4 separate regions of the Homo sapiens genome follow, and all the other regions are linked to region 2. The links are chromatin contacts, found by Hi-C or POLR2A ChIA-PET in ENCODE. All regions are on one chromosome and are shown on one strand. Each heading gives the region's core, a stretch centred on a gene start or an enhancer-like site at or near the end of the contact. The rest is flanking DNA. Distances are from core to core; before and after follow the strand shown.

Evidence for each region. Hi-C counts contacts between places; a loop is a spot of excess contacts on that map. ChIA-PET counts read pairs that join two places held with the same protein, here RNA polymerase II (POLR2A). Pooled maps may share reads with other maps.
Region 1: a pooled map shows a loop between it and region 2 (2.8-fold over the local background). The contact joins two enhancer-like sites. A Hi-C loop is called at or near these places in 2 of 50 pooled maps. POLR2A ChIA-PET finds 5 or more read pairs at or near these places in 3 of 52 experiments (A549, activated CD4-positive, alpha-beta T cell and activated T-cell).
Region 3: a loop to region 2 is called in a pooled map, with 2.5 times the contacts of the local background. The contact joins two enhancer-like sites. A Hi-C loop is called at or near these places in 2 of 50 pooled maps. POLR2A ChIA-PET finds 5 or more read pairs at or near these places in 3 of 52 experiments (GM12878, HEK293T and WTC11).
Region 4: a loop to region 2 is called in a pooled map, with 4 times the contacts of the local background. The contact joins two enhancer-like sites. A Hi-C loop is called at or near these places in 4 of 50 pooled maps. POLR2A ChIA-PET finds 5 or more read pairs at or near these places in 10 of 52 experiments (AG04450, H1, HEK293T and 7 more).

Annotation. Positions count from the first base shown.
Region 1 is chr16:68,754,095-68,759,316 of GRCh38, reverse strand. The region is part of intron 2 of CDH1 (cadherin 1); the gene reads right to left. Among named protein-coding and RNA genes, the nearest start is that of CDH1, 19 kb to the right of the region's middle. RefSeq lists cis regulatory regions at 508, 1,989, 2,718 and enhancers at 436-580, 1,823-1,872, 1,917-2,061, 2,553-2,652, 2,646-2,790 and 1 more. Within about 2 kb of position 2,421, at least 16 of the 41 ENCODE cell types and tissues checked have a DNase peak (open chromatin) inside an H3K27ac peak, as active enhancers do.
Region 2 is chr16:68,900,093-68,905,896 of GRCh38, reverse strand. It overlaps TANGO6 (transport and golgi organization 6 homolog), which reads right to left. Exons shown (of 18, transcript NM_024562.2): 8 at 5,351-5,463; 9 at 3,393-3,569. Among named protein-coding and RNA genes, the nearest start is that of TANGO6, 59 kb to the right of the region's middle. Within about 2 kb of position 3,361, at least 2 of the 41 ENCODE cell types and tissues checked have a DNase peak (open chromatin) inside an H3K27ac peak, as active enhancers do.
Region 3 is chr16:69,146,153-69,151,748 of GRCh38, reverse strand. UTP4 (UTP4 small subunit processome component) reads right to left here. Exons shown (of 17, transcript NM_032830.3): 7 at 1,041-1,212; 8 at 845-936. Among named protein-coding and RNA genes, the nearest start is that of UTP4, 16 kb to the right of the region's middle. Within about 2 kb of position 1,393, at least 2 of the 41 ENCODE cell types and tissues checked have a DNase peak (open chromatin) inside an H3K27ac peak, as active enhancers do.
Region 4 is chr16:69,070,523-69,075,976 of GRCh38, reverse strand. The region is part of intron 17 of TANGO6 (transport and golgi organization 6 homolog); the gene reads right to left. Among named protein-coding and RNA genes, the nearest start is that of HAS3, 32 kb to the left of the region's middle. RefSeq lists enhancers at 1,445-2,162, 2,163-2,881, 2,882-3,599, 3,600-4,319. Within about 2 kb of position 3,921, at least 8 of the 41 ENCODE cell types and tissues checked have a DNase peak (open chromatin) inside an H3K27ac peak, as active enhancers do.

The DNA of each region.
Region 1 (5,222 bases), core at 1,172-3,671, 150 kb after region 2:
TATGTTGCCCAGGCTGGTCTTGAACTCTTGGGCTCAAGCGATTCTCCTGCCTTGGCCTCCCAAAGTGTTGGGATAACAGGCATGAGCCACTGTGCCCCCTGTAATCCCACCACTTGTCGGAGGCTGAGGCAGGAGGATTGCCCGAGCCGAGGAGTTTGAGACCAACCTGGGCAACACAGTGAGACCTTGTATTTTTCAAAATAAATTAATTAAATGTAATTAGCTGGGCACGGTGGCTCACACCTGTAATCCCAACACTTTGAGAGGGCTAGAGGGGCAGATCATCTGAGGTCAGGAGTTTGAGACCAGCCTGACCAACATGGTGAAACCCCATCTCTCTAAAAATAGAAAAAATTAGCCAGGCATGGTGGCAGGCGCCTATAATCCCAGCTACTCAGAAGGCTGAGGCAGGAGAATTGCTTGAACCCGGGAGGCGGAAGTTGCAGTGAGCCGAGATGGCACCAGTCTGGGCAACAGAGCAAGACTCCATCTCAAAAAAAAAAAAAATTGCACTCAAATGGATGTTGGGTCAAAGGAGCGTCTTATTCTTTAGGAGGTCAAGAGCAAAGTGATAAGGGGGTATCACTCTTCCTCATACTCAATCCTCTGTGGCTCCTTTGACACTTACACTACCCGCCCCCCGCCCCATGCTTTTTCACTCCCTTGACACAAGTCTAAAGCAGAAACATCTAATGAGAAAAACTAATTTGTTTTTTTAGAGATCGATTCTTGAGACATTGACCAGGTTGGAGAGCAGTAACTATTCACGGGCACAATCAGCATGCACTGCAGCCTCGAAACTCCCAGGCTCAAGTGATCCTCCTGCCTCAACCTCCCAAGTAGCTAGGACTACAGATGTGTACCACGGAGCCCAGCCAATAAAAACTAAATGAAGAGTGGTTGCTACGTACCAGGCACTGGAAGCACTTCGCACATGCTAACTCATTGAATCCTCATTGCAATCCTTTGTGGTAGGGGCTATGTTTATCCCCTTTGTACAGGTGAGGGGACTGAGGCACAGAAAGATTAAGAAACTGGCCCTAGGGAATTCCCATTTGGGTCTCTCTCTCTCTCTCTCTCTCAAAAAAAAAAAAAAAAAAAAAAAAAAAGAAATAAAAAGAAGCCTACCCTAGGCAAAATGGGGTGGGGTTGGGATAGAGGGGAGGGACACAAAAAAATTTGAAAAAAAAGAAAGAAACTTGCAGGCCAGTGCAGCAACTCACATCCGTAATCCCAGCACTTTGGGAGGCTGAGGCGGGCAGATGGCTTGAGCTCAGGAGTTCAAAACCAGCCTGGGCAACATGGCAAAACCTCGTCTCTACAAAAAATACAAAAAAAAAAAAAAAAAAGATTAGCCTGGAGTGGTGGCATGCACCTGTAGTCCCAGCTACTTGGGAGGCTGAGGTGGGAGGATGGGGATGACTTGAGCCCAGGAGGCAGAGGTTGCAGTGAGCCAAAATTGTACCACTCCACTCCAGCCTGGGTGACAGAAAAAGGCCCTGTCTCAAAAAAAAGAAAGAAAGAAAGGAAGGAAGGAAGGAAGGAAGGAGAGAGAGAGAAAGAAAAAGAGAGAGAGAAAGAAAGAAAGAGAAAGAAACTTGCCCAAAATCACAGGAAAAGTAAGGGTCCAGTTGGGATTGGAATCCAGGCAATCCTGCTGCATTCCACCCTCCCAGTTCATCTTCTCTAAGAGAAGCTCATAGGCTAAAAGAGAAATAAATGCTGAAGAGTCAAATCTCTGTCAAAACCAGAAATGAAACCTCACATCTGGCAAGTAAAATGTGGTTTCCTAGGTTCAACAGCTTCCCAGGTATTTAAACACTCCCATGGTGGAAGTGAGAGGATTAGCAGAAAGAAGAATGAAAAATCATAACCAAATTACAAAGCCCAAAGAAAAATAAGTACAACTTACAGGAAGTTTCAAAATCAAAAACTCAGCTGGTTGCCATGGCTCACACCTGTAATCCCAGCACTTTGGGAGGCCAAGGTGGGCGGATCACTTGAGGTCAGGACCAGCCTGGCCAACATGGTGAAACCCTGTCTCTACTAAAAATACAAAAATTAGCCGGGCATGGTGGCGCTGGCCTATAATCCCAGCTACTCGGGAGGCTGAGGAAGGAGAATAGCTTGAACCTGGGAGGTGGAGGTTGCAGTGAGCTGAGACTCCAACACTGCGCTCCAGCCTGGGTGACAGAGCAAGACTCTGTCTCAAAACAAAACAAAACAAAAATCAGAGACTCAAAATACAGCTCTGAAACATCCAAAAACCTCAAGGAGTAGAAGAGGGCTTTGTTTTGTTTTGTTTTTTGTTTTTGAGAGAGCGTCTCGCTCTGTCACCCAAGCTGGAGTGCAGTGGTGCAAAACGCAGCTCACTGCAGCCTTAACCTCCTGGACTCAAGGGATCTACCTGCCTCAGCCTCCCATGAAGCTGGGATCACAGGCACACGCCACCATGCCTGGGTAATTGTTTTTGTATGTAGAGACAGGGTTTCCCTTTGTTGCCCAATCTGGTCTCCAACTTCTGGGCTCAAGCAATCCTCCCACTTTGGCCTCCCGAAGTGCTGGATTACAGGCATGAGCTACCGCACCCGGCCTCTTTTTAAATGCAGACTTGAGACAAGAAGGCAAAAGTTACAAGAAATACAACCACAAATTCTATTTTCTCCAGAAAATTTAGTCATGATTACAAGCCTGGGAGTTAGGTGGTAATGAAACCAGCCACATGAACGTCACCAAGCAGCTGTTATTTCTCCAAAACCTTTTAGCACGAAGCTAACAGAGACGAGATCTAGGGCTAGTATCTCCTGGGACTTATGAGTAAGAGCCGGCACCTAGAGTACCTGTCACTATAGAGGGTGATGTCACCGCTGATTCAACCTGATATTGAAAAACCTTACCAGGAGAGGCCTCTCAATGTCGGTGACTCAGGGCCCCACCCCACCTGTTCATAAAGTAAGTGCCCAGGTGTTTGCCTCACTGCTTATTCAAGGGATGATGTTTTCCAATAGGAAAGCCACAACTCTCCCCACCAACAAGTTGGTCATCTTGTTCCCTTTTTCAAACACTCCCACATAGTTGTGGTGAAGAATTTGTTGGGGAGGAAGCCTCGTACTGAAGGTGAGATTCCAAAGTAAGTACCAGGTCCTAGGAACACTCGTATACATGCACAAAAAAAAAAAAAAAATATGCCCTAAATGATGCCTGTTTAGAAAATATCATCCCTCTGCAGGAAGAATCTTTAGAAAACTCGGCTAGGCACAGTGGCTCATTCATGCCTGTAATCCCAGCACTTTGGGAGGCCGAGGAGGGCTTATCACCTAAGGTCAGGAGTTGGAGACCAGCCTGGCCAACATGGTGAAACCCCGTCTCTACGAAAAATACAAAAAGTAGCCAGGTGTGGTGGCACATGCCTGTAATCCCAGCTACACCGGAGGCTGAGGTGGGAGAATCGCTTGAACCCGGGAGGCAGAGGTTGCAATGAGCCGAGATCAGGCCACTGCACTCTAGCCTGGGCAACAAGAGCAAGACTCTGTCTCAAAAAAAAAAAAAAAAAAAATTTAGAAAACTCTGCTGGAGCAATATTCCTCTTGGGCAACATGCTGAGGGGTGGGGAGTGGCTTGGAATGAGCATTATTTCCTGGTTTGAATCTGATACCCTTTAAAGGAGATGTTCCTAAAGTGGCAGGTCAAAAGAGAAAGATAAATAAATAAAAAATGAAGGAGATGTGAAAATGAGCCCTCAGGATTCCTTCTCTAGAAAATGCCTGGCCTGGCCGGGCATGGTGGCTCAGACCTGTAATCCTAGCACTTTGGGAGGCCAAGGCGGGGGTATTGCTTAAGCTCAGGAGTTCGAGACTAGCCTGGGCAACGTAACAAGACCCTCTCTATTTATTTTAACAAAAAATTTAAAAATTAAAAGAAAAATGCCTGACTAGAGAACAGTCTTTTTCAATGACATGAATATAGACTTGAATGTAGAAGTCCAGTCCCCTCAAGATACAGTCCAATTCTATTTTTTTTTTTTTTTTTTTTTTGAGACAGAGTCTTGCCCTGTCACCCAGGCTGGAATGCAGTGGTACGATCATGGCTAAACCTCCCAGGCAGCTTCAACCTCCCAGGCTCAAGTGATCCTCTCACCCCAGCTCCCAAGTAGCTGGGACTACAAGCATATGCCACTACACCTGGCTAATTTTTGGATTTTTTGTAGAGGCGGGGTTCTATCATGCCCAGGCTGGTCTTGAACTCCTGGGCTCAAGAGATCTACCTGCCTTGGCTTGGGATTACAGTCATAAACCACCACACCCAGCTGACACAGTCCAGTTCTAACATCTATTGAGCACCTCACTTCTTCTTCTTTACACAAATGCCATCCTTCTTAGTGATGACTGCCCCTAAATTTCTCCACCCCAATGCATAGTTTTTATCACCCTTCCTGCTGAGTTTTATTCTTTCTTCCATACATCACCATCTACCTGTCCCCTCCAATTAGAAGAGAAATTCCATGAGGACAGGGCTTTTTCTCTGTTTGGGCCCCGCTGCATCCCCAATGCCTAGCAGAGGGCTTGGCAGGTGCTCAGCACAAATTCATTAAGTGAATGGACAGACAAATACCTCTGTCACCTGAGACCTTCAGAGAAGGAATGATCCATCCCTTTCACCTGGCTGCTCACAGACTGTTCTGTGAGTTGCCTTTTCCTGCTATAAAGAGCACAGACTTTGGAGTCCAACAGCCACCAGACATACGGCCAGGCTCTCCCACTTCCTGTGTGCATGACACACCTGTGTGCATGAGGGTTACAGGAGATGGCATACGGGAAGAGTTCAACATACAGAAAGCACCGCTCAATACACTGTTGCTTATGATCACAATACAGAGTACAACAACAAATACTTTTCTTTTTTCTTGAGACAGTGTCTCACTCTGTCGCCCAGGCTGGAGTGCAGGGAGGCAGTCACAGCTCACTGCAGCCTTGACCTCTGTGGTCTCAGGTGATCCTCCCACCTTAGCCTCCCAGGTAGCTGGGTCTGCCAGCTCATGCCACCAGGCCTGGCTAATTTTTAAAAATCTTTTGTAGAGACAGGGTCTCCCTATGTTGCCCAGGCTGGTCTCAAGGGATCCTCCCACCTCAACATTCCAAAGTGCTGGGATTACAGGCATGAGCCACTGTGCCCTGCCGAATAATTTTTTTTTTTTTTTTTTGAGACAGAATCTCGCTCTGTCA
Region 2 (5,804 bases), core at 2,112-4,611:
TTTGTTTTGTTCTTTTTTAATTTTTGAGACAGGGTCTCACTCATTGCCTAGGCTGGAGTGCAGTGGTGCGATCGTGGCTCACTGCAGCCTCAACCTCCCAGTCTGAGGCAATCCTCCCACTTCAGCCTCCTAAGTAGCTGGGACTACAGAGGGGCACCATCACAACCAACTAATTTTTGTATTTTTTTGTAGAAACCGGGTTTTGCCACATTGCCCAGGCTGGGCAAGAAATTTTTGTACTTTCCCATGAGGTACTATGGCTTTTAGTTTTTAATTATTCTGACAAGAGACAAAGATACTATGTATACATATATATACACCTGTGTGTGTACTTACTATTTTTTTAACTTTTTTTTTTTTTTGAGACAGAGTTTCGCTCGTCACCTAGGCTGGAGTGCAATGGCGCAATCTCGGCTCACTGCAACCTCCACCTCCTGGGTTCAAGTGATTCTCCTGCCTCAGCCTCCTGAGTAGCTGGGATTACAGGTGCCCGCCACCACGCCTGGCTAATTTTTGTATTTTTAGTAGAGACAGGGTTTCACCATGTTGGCCAGGCTGGTCTCAAACTCCTGACCTCGTGATCCACCCACCTCAGCCTCTTCCAAAGTGCTGTGATTACAGGCGTGAGCCACTGCGCCCAGCCCCAATTTTATTTTATTTTTTTTTGAGACACAGTTCCACTCTTGTTGCCCAGACTGGAGTGCAATGGCACAATCTCGGCCCACCGCAACCTCTGCCTCCCAGGTTCAAGCAATTCTCCTGCCTCAGCCTCCCAAGTAGCTGGGAATACAGGCATGCGCCACCATGCCACCACGCCCGGCTAATTTTGTATTTTTAGTAGAGACGGGGTTTCTCCATGTTGGTCAGGCTGGTCTCAAACTCTTGACCTCAGGTGATCCGCCCGTCTCGGCCTCCCAAAATGCTGGGATTACAGGCATGAGCCACTGCGCCTGGCCTTTTTTAAGAAATGGAGTCTCGCTATGTTGCCCAGGCTGGTCTTGAACTCCTGGCCTCAAGCAATCCTCACACCTTGGCCTTCCAAAGTGCTGGGATTACCAGTATGAACCACCATACCCAGCTCAAGATACTATATTATTATACCATATTATCATATAAACAAATACAAAGGCATTGAAGATGCACTAAAAAGCAAAACACTAAAATAATGTGAACAGAAAATAAGATACTAGTTGACTTTTGTTTTCCTCTTTATGTGTTTTTTGTATTGTACAAAGAATATGTGTTATTTCAGTGACCAATGACATAAAATTTTTTCAGACTAAGTTGAGAAAAAAAAGATAGATGTTTCTTCATCTCATTGAAAAGTACAATTACTAATTTGGCAGCCCATCTCATCAGGCAGTATGTCTCAATGTGCCAGTTCACTAAGAACATGGACTTCATATTCCTCTAATAGAATGAATAACCTACATATTTAGCTTAGGATATTTCCTGTATTATCCCAGAATCTTCCAGAGTCCTTCAGATCAGTCATGTTTTCTCCACAACATTCTATGTTAAAGGAAAAGCCAAAATGGATAAACGTCCCTTCTAAGCTTCTGTGAGCCATTTTAATTGTGAAAATGAAGTACTGTATTCAAATACTCCTAAAACAACACGACGTTAGCCTGGCATGGTGGCGCGCACCTGTAGTCCCAGCTACTTGGCAGGCTGAGACAAGAGAATTGCTTGAACCCAGGAGGCAGAGGTTGCAGTGAGCCAAGATCATGCCATTGCACTCCAGTCTGAGCGACAGAGCAACACTCAGCACCAAAAAACAAAACAAAACAAAACAAAAACACATGACAATTATCTTAAGAAGCACTACTTTAGTCACGCTTTAAAATTCAACAATAAAGAGTAAATTCCAAACAATTATATTTAATTCCAGAAAAGTAAAAACTCTGGATCTAAAGATATAAAATCCAAGCTGCTCTTATAGAGTTTCTTTAAATAAACTTCTTTTTTTTTTTTTGAGACAGAGTCTCACTCTGTCACCTAGGCTGAAGTGCAGTGGCGCAATCTTGGCTTACTGCAACCTTCATCTCCTGGGTTCGAGTGACAGTCCTGCCTCAGCCTCCTGAGTAGCTGTGACTACAGGCGCCAGCCACCACAACCGGCTAATTTTTATATTTTTAGTAGAGATGGGGTTTCACCATGTTGGCCAGGCTGGTCTTGAACTCCTGACCTCAAGTGATCTACCCACCTCGGCCTCCCAAAGTGCTGGGATTACAGGTGTGAGCCACCACGCCTGGTCCTTCTTTTTTTTTTTTTTTTTTTTGAGATGGTCTCGCCCTGTTGCCCAGGCTGGAGTGCAGTGGTACGATCCCAGCTCACTGTAACTTCCACCTCCTGATTCAAGCAATTCTTTTGCCTCAGCCTCACAAGTAGCTAGGCCTACAGGCATGCACTACCATGCCTGGCTAATTTTTGTATTTTTAATAGAGATGGGGTTTCACCATGTTGGCCAGGCTGGTCTCAAACTCCTAACCTCAGGTGATCCACCCGCCTCAGCCTCCTAAAGTGCTGGGATTACAGGTGTGAGCCACCGTGCCTGGCCAAAAACATCTTCTTGATAACTGTTGCTGGGCAGAATAGCAGCTTGCGTTTGTACTGATAATTCTGTTTGCAATCTATGTGTTTTTCTATTTTCCTCAAGTCCATCAAACTGAAGGGGTGTTTTACAACTTTACCAAGTTAACCATGAATATATAATTATATTTCAACACTTCAACAAACAGCAGCACTTTGAATGTGATGTGAAATCCAAACAGGATAGCAGTCACCCATGAATGTTACATGGACTATGACCAACAGGAATTTACGTTCTGAGGTAATAACATTAGATCATCCAGAAAGTGGAAATAATTTAAAATATGCAATTGTGAGATGCTGGAGAAATAAATGATCCATTCCACTAATATTTATTAAGCACTTTCTAATCAATCCCTATGAGAAACAAATTTCCATCATAAAATTACCATAAAAGATAGCTATTAGACAATTTCCCTCAGGAATAAGTCTGACTATAAACACACACATATACCATTTTGAGAGTCAGAAAGATAATTGGATTATTATGGTGTTAAGGGTGAACATGTGTCTGCCCTTTACTCTGATTAACTGGCAAAGATGGTGGAGTAAGTGGGCTTGTTGTGATGCAGAGCTGTGAGGCTCCAGTAAATTGCACCAACTATTAGCAGGCATCTTAGGAAAAAACCTGGAGGATTATTTAAGGCTCACGTTTCATTTAGAGAATATAAATAGCAGGCACCTGAGCCACTTGAGTTTCTGGTTTCTTTTCTATCAGCGCCCCTTAGTGGTTGAATCACTGAATGGCCTTTTGGGCGGAACTAAATCTGAAGAGAACAGTAACGGATGGGTGGACTCACCTAATGGCCTCTTTGATGGTAATCATAATGCCACCTTGAGTGGCAACTCTAAACTGACACAGAGAATGGAGAGAGGGCACAGCTTTGTCCAACCCTGCAAATCCTTTCAGGCTGGCAATTGCCTTCTTCCTTTCCAGCTTCCCCAGAATCCATAATAAGATTTCTTGGCAAAGTGACCTGGCAGAAAAAGCAGTTATGAATGAGCTTGTCATCTTACTCCATGCATCTAACAAGCTAACATAAAAAAAGAAAGAAAGGCTGTCAGGTTCCACTGCATTTTAAATGCTGGCACAATCTCCTAGTACTACTGAAATGCAGGAATGGAAAGTATGCTTCTTGTGAATTTCAGAATGCAAATATCCTGAAATTCAATGAGTGACTGACTAATCCTTGGCTCTGGCAGCAACCCTGATTTGCCACATGAGCCCCACGTGATTTTTTTTTTTTTTTTTTTTGGTAATTCCAAGTGTACTACTGCCTTTGCATCAGGCACTGTCAAAGAAAGTATACACGGATAAAAATCATCTACTCTCAGCAAGACCAACAGCTGGAGACCAAGAAACAGCATACCAACAAAATATTGCTGATTCCTCAACCCCTTTCATCTGTGCCAATCAACTAGAAGAGGAACTAAATCATCGTTCACATGTTCCTTGTCAGTCTCTGATGAGAACATGACAGTGCTGTGAGGACTTGAGTTTTAAAACAAAAACAAGAGGCCAGGTGCGGTGGCTCACGCCTGTAATCCCAGCATTTTGTGAGGCTGAGGTGGGTGGATCACCTGAGGTCAGGAGTTCGAGACCAGGCTGGCCACATGGTGAAACACTGTCTCTACTAAAACTACAAAAATTAGCCGGGCATGGTGGAAGGTGCCTATAAGCCCAGCTACCCAGGAGGCTGAGGCAGGAGAATCGCCTGAACTCAGGAGGCAGAGGTTGCAGTGAGCCGAGATCGCACCACTGCACCCCAGTCTGGGCAACAGAGCGAGACTCCGTCTCAAAAAAAACAAAAACAAGAGTTATTTTGTGGACTGTCCCTTGAAACCAAGTTCACAGATGTACAGCCTCCCTCTTCCAATGCATTCTCTCTTGTCGTTGCCATTGCAGCTGTGGGATACAAGGATGTGCTGACTCAAGCTGAAGAGCCAGGGGAACTATGTAAGCTTTGAATAGTACAAAAGATGGTGTTTTCCTTCACCACTTAGCAATGGTGATAATGATAGCTACCATTTATTGAGCTTACTATTTGCCGGGGACTGTACTAAACACATTAATGCATATTTAGTCTTCACAATAACTCTGTGAAGAAGGTACTATTATTGCATATTGGATTACATGTGAGGATCTCCAAACACCAAAAATCGTAATTCTATAGGACTTGAGATAAGATAACTCTTACCTGGAGGAAGAAACAACATAAATTACTGTGAAAATAGAGCTGATACAAAATGAATCCTACTTAAATTCTACGACAAAGGAGTATTTTCTGGATGACTAAGAAATCCCTTCTATCTAAACAACACACTGCATCACCAACACCAAATCCTAGGCTAAATTACAAAGTGCCACATTCAGATCTAGATTTCCCAAATGTGTTTTCTAACTCCCCACAAGGTCATTATGATCCATCCCCTATTTCCTTCTTCCTAGACATGTAATTGCAGTATTTCTCACTGATCGAAAAGTGGCATGTTTACACATGTAAACAGAGATTTTGTCTTTGAGATTTAGGACAGAGGCTGAGGAAAGTCATTCTAAAAACTGTATCCAATGCCCTGTGATCTGCAAAATTCTTGTTCTCTTCTAGATGAGCAAAATAGGAAGATCCCAGTGTTTTCCTGACTTTGAAAGGAAATGATAATTTCAAAGTGGCAAATATAAATTCAAAATAAGAACAAAAACAACATGCAAAAAAGACGTCACAATTTATAAACAAATAAGGGTCCCTTGATTGTTTACCTTATGTGAGACACACTCTGCTTAGTAAAACAGTAGAGAAGAAAAAGCACTCCCAGGACTGGAAGCAGGGAATCCATCAAAACTGTTAAAGGTTCATTCCCAACCACGTACACCTAGAAAAAAGGAAATGGTGAAGAATAATCCCATGACTGCCTGGCCAGAGCAACGGGAATCACACACCAAACACCTAGCAGGGCTCAGCGTCTTAAGCAATATCTCATCCGAATCACACCATTTTAGCTCCAAAGATGTGCTCAGATATGGCAATGAAACAATTTGAGTTTGGCAGACAGGCTGAAACAAGACAGTGAACTGGAGCAGCACCATTTCATGTGTGCAGTCCCTAGAACTGCCCAGAATAGGTCAACTACCCCGCTTTCTGACCTCTTCCTTTCCTACTTTTGGCTATGTCTGAGTTTCCTAATTTACCTATTGTGTAACCATATGATAACTG
Region 3 (5,596 bases), core at 144-2,643, 250 kb before region 2:
CATATCTCCTGCCCCCATAAATGTCTTTGCAGTGGCTTGCCTCAAAAACAGAAGGAATGAAGAAGGTAGCTACAGAAAGTCCTACAATATCTCCATGTCCCAGATGGTTAAAAAAAAAAAAAAGGCAGGGGCTGGGCACAGTGGCTCACGCCTGTAAGCCCAGCACTTTGGGAGGCCGAGGCGGGCGTATCACGAAGTCAGGAGATCAAGACCATCCTGGTTAACACAGTGAAACCCCACCTCTACTAAAAATAAAAAAATTAGCCGGGCGTGGTGGTGGGCACCTGTAGTCCCAGCCACTCGGAAGGCTGAGGCAGGAGAATGGCATGAACCTGGGAGGCGGAGCTTGCAGTGAGTGGAGTCGCACCACTGCACTCCAGCCTGGGCGACAGAGAGAGACTCAGTCTCAAAAAAAAAAAAAAAGAAAAAAAAAGGACCACAAAGCTGAGCGTGGTGGCTCACACTTGTAATACCAGCACTTTGGGAGGCTGAGGCGGGCAGATCACCTGAGGTTGGGAGTTCCGAGATCAGCCTGACCAACATGGAAAAACCCAGTCTCTACTAAAGATATAAAATTAGCTGAGCGCGGTGGCGCATGCCTGTAATCCCAGCTACTCGGGAGGCTGAGGCAGGAGAATCGCTTGAACCCGGGAGGTGGAGGTTGTGGTGAGCCGAGATCGCGCCATTGCACTCCAGCCTGGGCAACAAGAGCAAACTCTGTCTCAAAAAAAAAAAAAAAGTCCTACAAATTTGCCGAGCGTGAGCTGTGTTCAGAGCTTGTGGGACAGGGGGACACAGGGATGGGGAGATGAGGGGTTAGCAGGGGCTTGGAATGGACACTTACGTGGGGAAAGGTGATTTTTCGGAGAGCGGCATCGTAATTCTTTACTTCCACCTTCTCCATGAGAGGACGAAAGACTAAGTGGGTGTCAGTGCCTGGGAAAGCAGGGGAGAAGGTGTACAGAATTAGAAGTCATCCTCACGAGAACAGCCAGAACTGGGCAGGGTAAAGCAGCAGCCTCACCAGAGGGGGAACCCACCTCCAGATATCAGCGCTGTTGGGCTGTGGGCCACAGTGCGCACGTCATGAGTGTGATGCTGGAACGGTTTTGTCCGCACCCACTGCTTCTCACTGCTGTTAGATGTCACAGGGACCAGCTGAAAATGGAAGACTGTTCCCTCGGCTGTGCCCACCACGAAACTGTCTTCTTGCTGAGGAATTAAATCATGAGGGAGGTACACGTAAGCAAAACAAGGTCTGGTTGGAAAAATATTCCGAGGCTTTCTGTCTCAGCAGCTTAGGGGTAAACCTATGCCCAGAATCAGTAGGAAAGTTACAAGGGTCTTTTCCTTCCAGAAGCTAAGGATTCCATCAAAGGAGCAAGCTCAGACACTGGTAACAATGCGCCCCCTACTGACAAAATTAACGTCTACAGTACAGCAACGCTTCATATACCCAACATAGATCTCCTTAGAATAGCATTGAGAGAGAGAAAATACCTAGGACCTACTTGAGAAATTTAAATCCTTCGAAAGAACATAAGAGAAAACCTAACAAAGAAATTCATATCATGTTATTTAATACGAATATTTAACATGATCAAGTTATTATCACTAAAGAAATGTATTAAACCAATAAAAATACTGAAAATCCTTTATTTGGAACTAGAACAGGTGTTTCTTAATAACGTTTATTTCATTAAAAATATCCAAGAAACATCAGCCAGGCATGGTGGCTCACTCCTATAATCCCAGCACTTTGAGAAGCTGAGCTGGGTGGATCACTTGAGGCCAGGAGTTTGAGACCAGCCTGGCCAACATGGTGAACCCCGTCGCTACTAAAAATACAAAAATTAGCTGGGCGTGGTGGCGCATGCCTGTAATCCCAACTATTTGGACGGCTGAGGCACGAGAATCACTTGAACCTGGGAGGCAGAGGTTGCAGTACGCCAAGATCGCACCACTGCACTCCAGCCTGGGCAACAGGGCGAGACTCTGGCTTAAAAAAAGAAAAAAAAATGCAAGAAACACCAATAAAAAAGTTTCTTAAATAAACAAGGTGGGCAGAGCAGCACAAACCTGTAGTCCCAGCTACTCAGGAGACTGGGTAGGAGGATCACTTGAGCCCAGAAGTTGGAGACCAGTCTGCACAACATAGTGAGACCTCATCTTTTTTTGTTTGTTTGTTTGTATTTTTTGAGACGGAGTTTCGCTCTGTCACCCAGGCTGGAGGGCAGTGGCATGATCTCGGCTCACTGCAACCTCTGCCGTCCCGGGTTCAAGAGATTCTCCCACCTCAGGCTCCCAAGTAGCTGGGATTACAGGCACACACCACCACACCCGGCTAATTTTTGTTTTTGTTTTTTTTGAGACAGAGTTTCACTCTTGTCGCCCAGGCTGGAGTGCAATGGCGCGATCTCAGCTCACCACAACCCCTGCCTCCTTGGTTCAAGCCATTCTTCTGCCTCAGCCTCCTGAGTAGCTGGGATTACAGGCGTGCGCCACCATGCCTGGTTAATTTTTGTATTATTAGTAGAGATGGGGTTTCACCATGTTGTCCAGGCTGGTCTCAAACTCCTGACCTAGGGGATATACCCTCCTCGGCCTCCCAAAGTGCTGGGATTACAGGTGTGAGTCACCGTGCCCAGGCTTGTATTTATTTTTCAGTATAGACAGGGTTTTACCACGTTTGCCAGGCTGGTCTCAAACTCCTGACCTCAGGTGATCCGCCCGCCTCAGCCTCCCAAAGTCTCATCTTTAAAAAGAATGAAAGAAATAAACAAGAAAAAACAAAACAAAACAAAAAAACACAACTCACAACACAAAAAACCCAAACAAGAGTAGTAATGTGGCTAGATGTGATGGCTCACATCTGTAATCCCGCACTTTGGAAGGCAGGAGAATCACTTCAACCCAGGAATTTGAGACCAACCTGGGCAACATAGTGAGACTGCATCTCTACAAAAAATGTTAAAAACTTAGCCTGGTGGTGCATGCCTGTAGTCCCAGCCACTTGGGAGGCTGAGGTAGGATTGCTCGAGCCTGGGAGGCAGAGGCTGCAGTGAGCCAGGATTACACCACTGCACTCCACCTGGGTGACAGAGCAAGACCGTGTCTCAAAAAAAAAAAAAAAAAGTAATGAAGATATACATCCAAAAGAATTGAAGGCAGGAACTCAAACAGCTATACTAATACAGATTGAAGATTCCTAATCCAGGGCCAGGCGTGGTGGCTCAGGCCTGTAATCACAGCACCTTGGGAGGCTGAGGCGGGCGGATCACTTGAGGTCGGGGTTAGAGACCAGCCTGGCCAACATGATAAAACCCCGTCTCTATTAAAAATACAAAAATTAGGCCGGGCGCAGTGGCTCACATCTGTAATTCCAACACTTTGGGAAGCCGAGGCGGGCGGATCACTTGAAGTCAGGGGTTAGACACCAGCCTGGCCAACATAATGAAACCCCGTCTCTATTAAAAATACAAAAATTAGGCTGGGCACGGTGGCTCACGCCTGTAATTCCAGCACTTTGGGAGGCCGAGGCGGGCAGATCACAAGGTCAGGAGATCAAGACCATCCTGGCTAACACGGTGAAAACCCATCTCTACTGAAAAAAAAAATACAAAAAATTAGCCGGGTGTGGTGGCGGGCGCCTGTAGTCCCAGCTACTTGGGAAGCTGAGGCAGGAGAATGGGGCGTGAACCAGGGAGGCGGAGCTTGCAGTGAGCGGAGATCACGCCACTGCACTCCAGCCTAGGCGACAGAGCAAGATTCCGTCTCGAAAAACAAAACAAACAAACAAAACAACAAAACAAAAATTAGACAGGCGTGGTGGCATGAGCCTGTAGTCCCAGCTAAAAAGAAAAAAAAAGGATTCCTAATCCAAAATCCGAAACTTTTTGAGTGCTAACATGACACCACAAGTAGAAAACTTCACATCTGACCTCATCTGCTGGATCACAGTCAAAACTGTGTTTCATGCACAAAATGAATAAAATATTGTACAAAACTACCGTCAGGCTATGTGTATCAGGGACGTATGAAACATAAATGCATTTCTTGTATAGGCTGGGGTCCCATCCCCAAGATATCTCATTATGTATATGCAAATATTCCAAAATCCAAAAAAAAATCCAAAATCTGAAACACTTCTGGTTCCAAGCACAACCAGATCAGAGACACTCAACCTGTACTTGTACCTCAATGTTCAGAGTAGCATTATTATTTTTTGTTTGTTTGTTTGTTTGGAGACAGAGTCTTGCTCTGTCACCCAGGCTGGAGTGCAGCGGGGTGATCTCAGATCACTGCAACCTCCGCCTCCCTGGTTCAAGCGATTCTCCTGCCTCAGCCTCCCGAGTAGCTGGGACTACAGGCGCATACCGCCACGCCCAGCTAATTTTTTTGTATTTTAGTAGAGACAGAGTTTCACCATGTTGCCCAGGCTGGTCTGGAACTCCTGAGCTCAGCCAATCCACCCGCATCGGCCTCCCAAAGTGGTAGGTTTACAGGCGTGAGTCACCACGCCCGGCTTATTATTATTATTATTATTATTATTATTATTATTATTATTATTTTGAGCTGGAGTTGCACTCTGTTGACCAGGCTGGAGTGCAATGGCACGATCTCAGCTCACTGCAACGTCTATCTCCCGGGTTCAAGCAATTCTCCCGCCTCAGCCTCCCAAGTAGCTGGGATTACAGGCACGCAGCACCATGCAGGCTAATTTTTGTATTTTTTTTTTTTTTTTTTTGAGGCAGAGTCTCGCTCTGTCGCCCAGGCTGGAGTGCAGTGGCGCGATCGCACTCAATGCAAGCTCCGCCTCTCTGGTTCACGCCATTCTCCTGCCTCAGCCTCACGAGTAGCTGGGACTACAGGCGCCCGCCACCACACCCGGCTAATTTTTTGTATTTTTTTTTTTTAGTAGAGATGGGGTTTCACCATGTTAGCCGGGATGGTCTTGATCTCCTGACCTCGTGATCCACCCGCCTCGGCCTCCCAAAGTGCTAGGATTACAGGCGTGAGCCACCGCGCCCGGCTTAATTTTTGTATTTTTAGTAGAGACAGGGTTTCATCATACTGGCCAGGCTGGTCTCGAACTCCTGACCTCAACTGATCCACCCGCCTTGGTCTCCCAAAGTGCTGGGATTACAGGCGTGAGCCACCGCACCTGGCCTAGAGCAGCATTATTTACAACAGCCGAAAGATGGAAACAACCCAAACGTCCACTAATAGATGAATGGATAAACAGAACACACACACAAATATTATGCAGTCTTAGTAAGGAATGAAATACTGATAATGCTGCAAGATGGATGAACCTTGAGAACAATATGCTAAGTAAAATAAGCCAGATACAAAATAACAAATGTTATAAGCAAATTCATAGGAACAGAAAGTAGAATAGAGGTGACCAGAGGCTGAGAGAAGGGAGGAATGAGGAGGTAGTGTTTAATGAGTACAGGTTTCTGTTTGTGGTGATGAAAAAATTCTGAAAATGGATAGTGGTGATAGCTGTACAACAACGTGAATGAACTTTATTCCACTGAAATGTACACTTTTAAAATAGTTTAAAAGTAAATAATGTGGGGAGAATTACAAA
Region 4 (5,454 bases), core at 2,672-5,171, 170 kb before region 2:
CCTGGCCAACATGGTGAAACCCCGTCTCTACTAAAATACAAAAAAGTAGCTGGGCACGGTGGTGCACGCCTGTAGTCCCAGCTACTTGGGAGGCTGAAACGGGAATCGCTTGAACCCGGGAGGCAGAGGTTGCAGTGAGCTGAGACTGAGCCACTGTACTCCAGTCCGGGTAACACAGAGTGAGACTCTGTCTCAAAAAAAAAAAAAAAAAAAAGTTGAATTCAGCTGGGTGCAATGGCTTATGCCTGTAATCCCGGCACTTTGAGAGGCCAAGGCAGGAGGATTGCCTGACCCCAGGAGTTCAAGAGCAGCCTGAACAACATGGTGAAACCCCATCTCTACAAAAAGTACAAAAATTAGCCAGGTGTGGTGGGGTGTGCCTGTAGTCCCAGCTACTCGGGAGGCTGAGGTGAGGGGATTGCTTGAACCCAGGAGGCTGAGGCTGCAGTGGGCCATGATCTTGCCACTGCACTCTGGCCTGGGTGACAGAGTGAGACCCTGTCTCAAAAAAAAAAAAAAAATAAAAGTTGAATTCGTGTTGTGTAGAGTTTCTACTGTTCTGCTAAGAAGGAAATACATATGCATGTGTAAACTATGAAATACAAATTGTGTAATTTCAGTGATTCTGTGTAGGAGCTAATGCTCTTATATTTGCATTTAGAATTGGCATTGCACAATGTAAAGATGAACAGTAAAATTCATGCTAATAATTTAACATTTTAATTTTTCTCCAGCAAATAATAAACATCATGACAAGTTGAGAGAGAGACTTAGACCCCATCTCTTAAAAAAAAAAAAAAAAGCAGACTTTGGAAGGAAAAAAATTATATTTCAGGCCAGGCACAGTGGCTTATACCTGTAATCTGTGCACTTTTGGAAGGCCAAGCTGGGTGGATCAACTGAGCTCAGGAGTTCGAGACCAGCCTGAGCAACATGGCGAAACCCCGTCTCTACTAAAAAATTAGCCAGGCGTAGTGGCGCATGCCTGTAATCCCAGATACTCAGGAGGCTGAGGCAGGAGAATTGCTTGAACCTGGGAGGCGGAGGTTGCAGTGAGCCAAGAATGGCGCCACCTCACACTAGCCTGGGCAATAGGGCGAGATTCTGCCTCCAAAAAAAAATAATAATAATAATTATACACACACACACACACACACACACACACACACACACACACAGGCATTCGAACCAGAGTGACTCCATTTTGAGTGAGAGCTGGAAAATGAGGCTGAGACTTGCTGGGCTGCATTCCCAGAAAGTTAGGTATTCCTAACCTCTAGATGTTTATGGTTAAGGGAATGAATTAATAATGTTTACCAAACAGACTCAGACTTAGGAGTGTCCAGATATCCCGATATCTGGAGAACAAAGACATTCCTAATTTTGCTTTAAAGATGATAATTTGATACTTGTAAAGTATAGTAATTGAGAAAATTAATCCTTTATCACAAGTCCTTGTAGCAGAGCACATCGCCCCATATATACGAGTATTGTATCTAGGGTGGACACGTTCCTCCTCTTTCGGGAACGTCCTACTCTGTCTATGGAGCAGCTGTTCTTTCACTACTTTACTCTCTTAATAAATTTGCTTTTACTTTCCACTGCAGACTCGCCCTGAATTCCCTCTTGCACAAGATCCAAGAAGCCTCTTTTGGGGTCTGGATCGGGACTCCTTTTCTGTAATATATATATATATACACACACACACACAGCACTAATGGTACTTTCTTCTTGTTGTTGTTATTTGTTTTCCCTAGCAAGGAGCCCTGCATTTTAATCTGCACTGGGACCCACATATTATACGGTCAGCCTGCAAACAACCCTCAATGCTCCTAGCCCAGTGTCACCACGTGAAGCACCTGAGTCCTGTGAGCAAACCTCAGGAAGATGCTGCCTGGTCCCTGCTGGGCAGTTACCTCCTGGGCTTTCTCAGGGAGCTTCTGAGCCACAGTCAGGTCTCCTAGGTCGGGGGCCTGACTCTGTGGCCTCACCCGAGTGCCTTTTTTTTTTTTTTTTAAGATGGAGTCTTGCTCTGTGCCCCCCAGGCTGGAGAGCAGTGAATGGCATGATCTCGGCTCACTGCAACCTCTGCCTCCTGGGTTCAAGCGATTCTCCTGCCTCAGCCTCCCATATTGCTGGGATTACAGGCGCCCGCCACCATGCCGAGCTAATTTTTGTATTTTTAGTAGAGACTGGGTTTCACCATATTGGCCAGGCTGGTCTCAAACACCTGACCTTGTGATCTGCCGGCCTCGGCCTCCCAAAATGCTGGGATTACAGGCGTGAGCCACCAGGCCTGGCTTCGAGTGCCCTTTCTAACCTGTCTTTGGGCAAGGAAGTCTTATTTTTCCTGAGGCTGGCCGCATGAAAATGAGCTAATTCCCGGCAGAGGATGACTCTCCACCGCTATTGCCTCATGATTACTCACTCATTCAATAATCAGTACTATGGGCCTCTGTCATGCCCAGGCACTGTGCTGGCGATAAAAAAGATGAATAAGGCACGAACCCTCCCAGGTGGCAGCTACAGCCCTGTGGGGAGGCAGTACACACACCCCACATGGAGTGATCTCCGTTCTAAGAGAGAAACGCAGGCAATTCTCTGGAAGCAAAGGAAGTCATTTCCGCCTTTGGAGGTGGGTGGAGGAAGAGGAACCTGTACCTGCTCTGTGAAAGTGCCTTCACTCTGACATTTATTCCCAGCCAGTGGGTGGCACCAAGGAAATGGCTTGGGGGAACTTTAGTAAGTTCCAGCTCCCAGGCCATCACAAAAAGAAGGCAGTTTCCAAGCAAAACCAGCATGCTTGCTATGCAGGTACAGCCTAAAGACAAATCTCCCAACACTCTCTCCAATGGATTATAGCCCAAAGCATCTCTATATATAGAAATTCTAGAGCTTCCACTTTTTTTTTTTTTTTAAAGAAGGTCTCACTCTGTCACCCAGGCTGCTCTCCTGGCTTCCTGTGCCCCATCCTCCAGTGTTTGTTACAAGGTCATCTTTTTTTTTTTTTTCCTTTTAGAGGAATCTTTCACTTAGAAATATCTTTGAGATTTTTTTGCTAGAGCCTCCTAACATTCAAAGTAAAGTCAGCTTTTACTTGTTAAAAAGGGATACTCACAGGTATTCTGCTCTTTCTCCGTGTGGGTAGGAATTTCCCCCTGGGCACTTCTGTGTCCTTAAAATAACAATACTGCCTGTGCAAAACCCACTCCACACTTGAGGGGTGCTGAGCTCCCTGTTATCAGTTACCGGATCTCTGTTTTTAGTAACTGAGTGTTAAGCAAAGCCTCCTGCTTAATTAATGGGTCTATCTTAGCAACCCATCCTGGTATAGAGCTTCTTCCCAATCCCTGTGACTCTAGGGATCCCACACATCATAGGACTTCCTCTGGACTCCCCAAGGATCAAAGCTTCCTGCCAGCCAGGGATTGTCACCAAATCCCATGGATCAGGGGCTGAATACAAGGAGAGTTCAAAGGTAAAGTTACAGGAGCCTCTGTCGGGGGCAGGATATAGGCAATCCCACAGCGGAAACCTCTCATTATGAGTTCAGCACACCTGCTGTTCATCCCCCAACTGTATCAGGCCCAAGGACTCCAGGGCAAGGTGGAGTGGGTATGGCTGTGAGTAGGCTGGGTGCGTCTCATTCACAGGAAAGCTAGTTTAGCTGCTTGCAGTCAGTGGTTGAAACAAACACTTTCACCATCTGAGAAGCTTAGGCCAAGGATATCTTAAAGAAGTACCCAGACTCCTGGTCTGAAAACTCTTTGGAAGGGAGTGGCGTTCAGATTCTTTATCAAAAGAATTTAGAGAGCGCATGTGACACACACACACACACACACACACACACACACGGTCTCCCTCTCTCTTCACACATACACACACACACACACGGTCTCCCTCTCTCTACACACACACACACACACACACACACACACACACACACACACGGTCTCCCTCTCTCTTCACCCTCCCTCTTTCCAGGCGCCAGTTGGCCTGAAACACACAAAGCTGAAGCTTCAGGGACAAGGGCAGTCTTTAGGGTTAGACGTGGCTCAGAAAGGACCAGAAGAGGCTTGGCAAACTGAAAAGGGAAGGTGTGAGTAAAAGACTGCCTTGGGCACACAGGTGCACATTCAATGGAAAAGCAGGAAGACAGTGTTTGACTCTTTCAATGAGCTTGACCTGGAACATTTGCGGAGTGGTTGTATCTTTAAGATCAAAAGAAGAAATAAATGGCAAATATCTTTCTTCTCTTTACTTCCTAAATTGATTTGTTTGATTATAAAAACCATATTACCACAATCCAGAATATATGAAAATAGAGGAAGAAAAAAGGCTCTAGTTAGACTACCTCTCTAACACAAGCTCCATGAGTAAAGACGGTAATGAGTAGATTCATTTACACTTAAAAATTATTTTAATATTTTAAAGGTCATTTACATTTCAAGGTGTTTTTTACTACTGGAACTTGGTGAATGAAATGGCTATTCTGTTCTTATTGTGTGAGATCAACAAAACACAACATGAATGGTCAAAAATAAGACATTTACAGAAAAAGGACTCTGGACACGGTGATCTAGCAGAGGTTTTTCCATCTATAACTTCTTAATAGGAAAATGAGTTGCTAAATATAAAAGGACAAAAACGTTAAATGCTAGCATACACTCATTGTGTCAGAGGCGTTAAAACCAGAGTGACTGCATTTTGAGTGAGGGCTGGAAAATGAGGCTGAGACTTGCTGGGCTGCATTTCCAGAAGTTAGGCATTCCTAACTTCTAGGTGTTTATGGTTAAGGGAATAGATTGATAATGTTTACCAAACAGACTCAGACTTGGAAGTGTCCAGATATCCCAGTATCTGGGAACAAAGGCATTCCTAAATTTTGCTTTAACAAAGGCATTCCTAATTTTATGGTGGCTCACACCTGTAATCACACTTTGGGAGGCCAGAGGTGGGTGGATCACCTGAGGTCAGGAGTTTGAGGCCAGCCTGGCCAACATGGTGAAACCCCGTCTCTACTAAGAGTACAAAAATTAGCTGGGCATGGTGGTGGGTACCTGTAATCCCAGTTACTTGGGAGGCTGAGGCAGGAGGATTGCCTGAATCTGGGAGACAGAGGTTGCAGTGAGCCAAGACCACCCCATTACATTCCAGCATGGGCAACCAGAGCGAAATTCCGTCTCAGAAAATAATAATAATAATAATAATAATAATAATAATAATAATATTGATTCTTGCAAACTATAGCAATTAAGAAAATTAATCATTTATCACAAACCCTTGTAGCAGAGCACATCTCCCCAAGATCTTTTGTGTGTGTTTTTTTGTTTTTTTTTTTTTTGAGATGGAGTCTCCCTCTGTCACCCGGGCTGGAGTGTAGTGGTGTGATCTTGGCTCACTGCAACCTCTGCCTCCCAGGTTCAAGTGATTCTCCTGCCTCAGCCTCTCAAG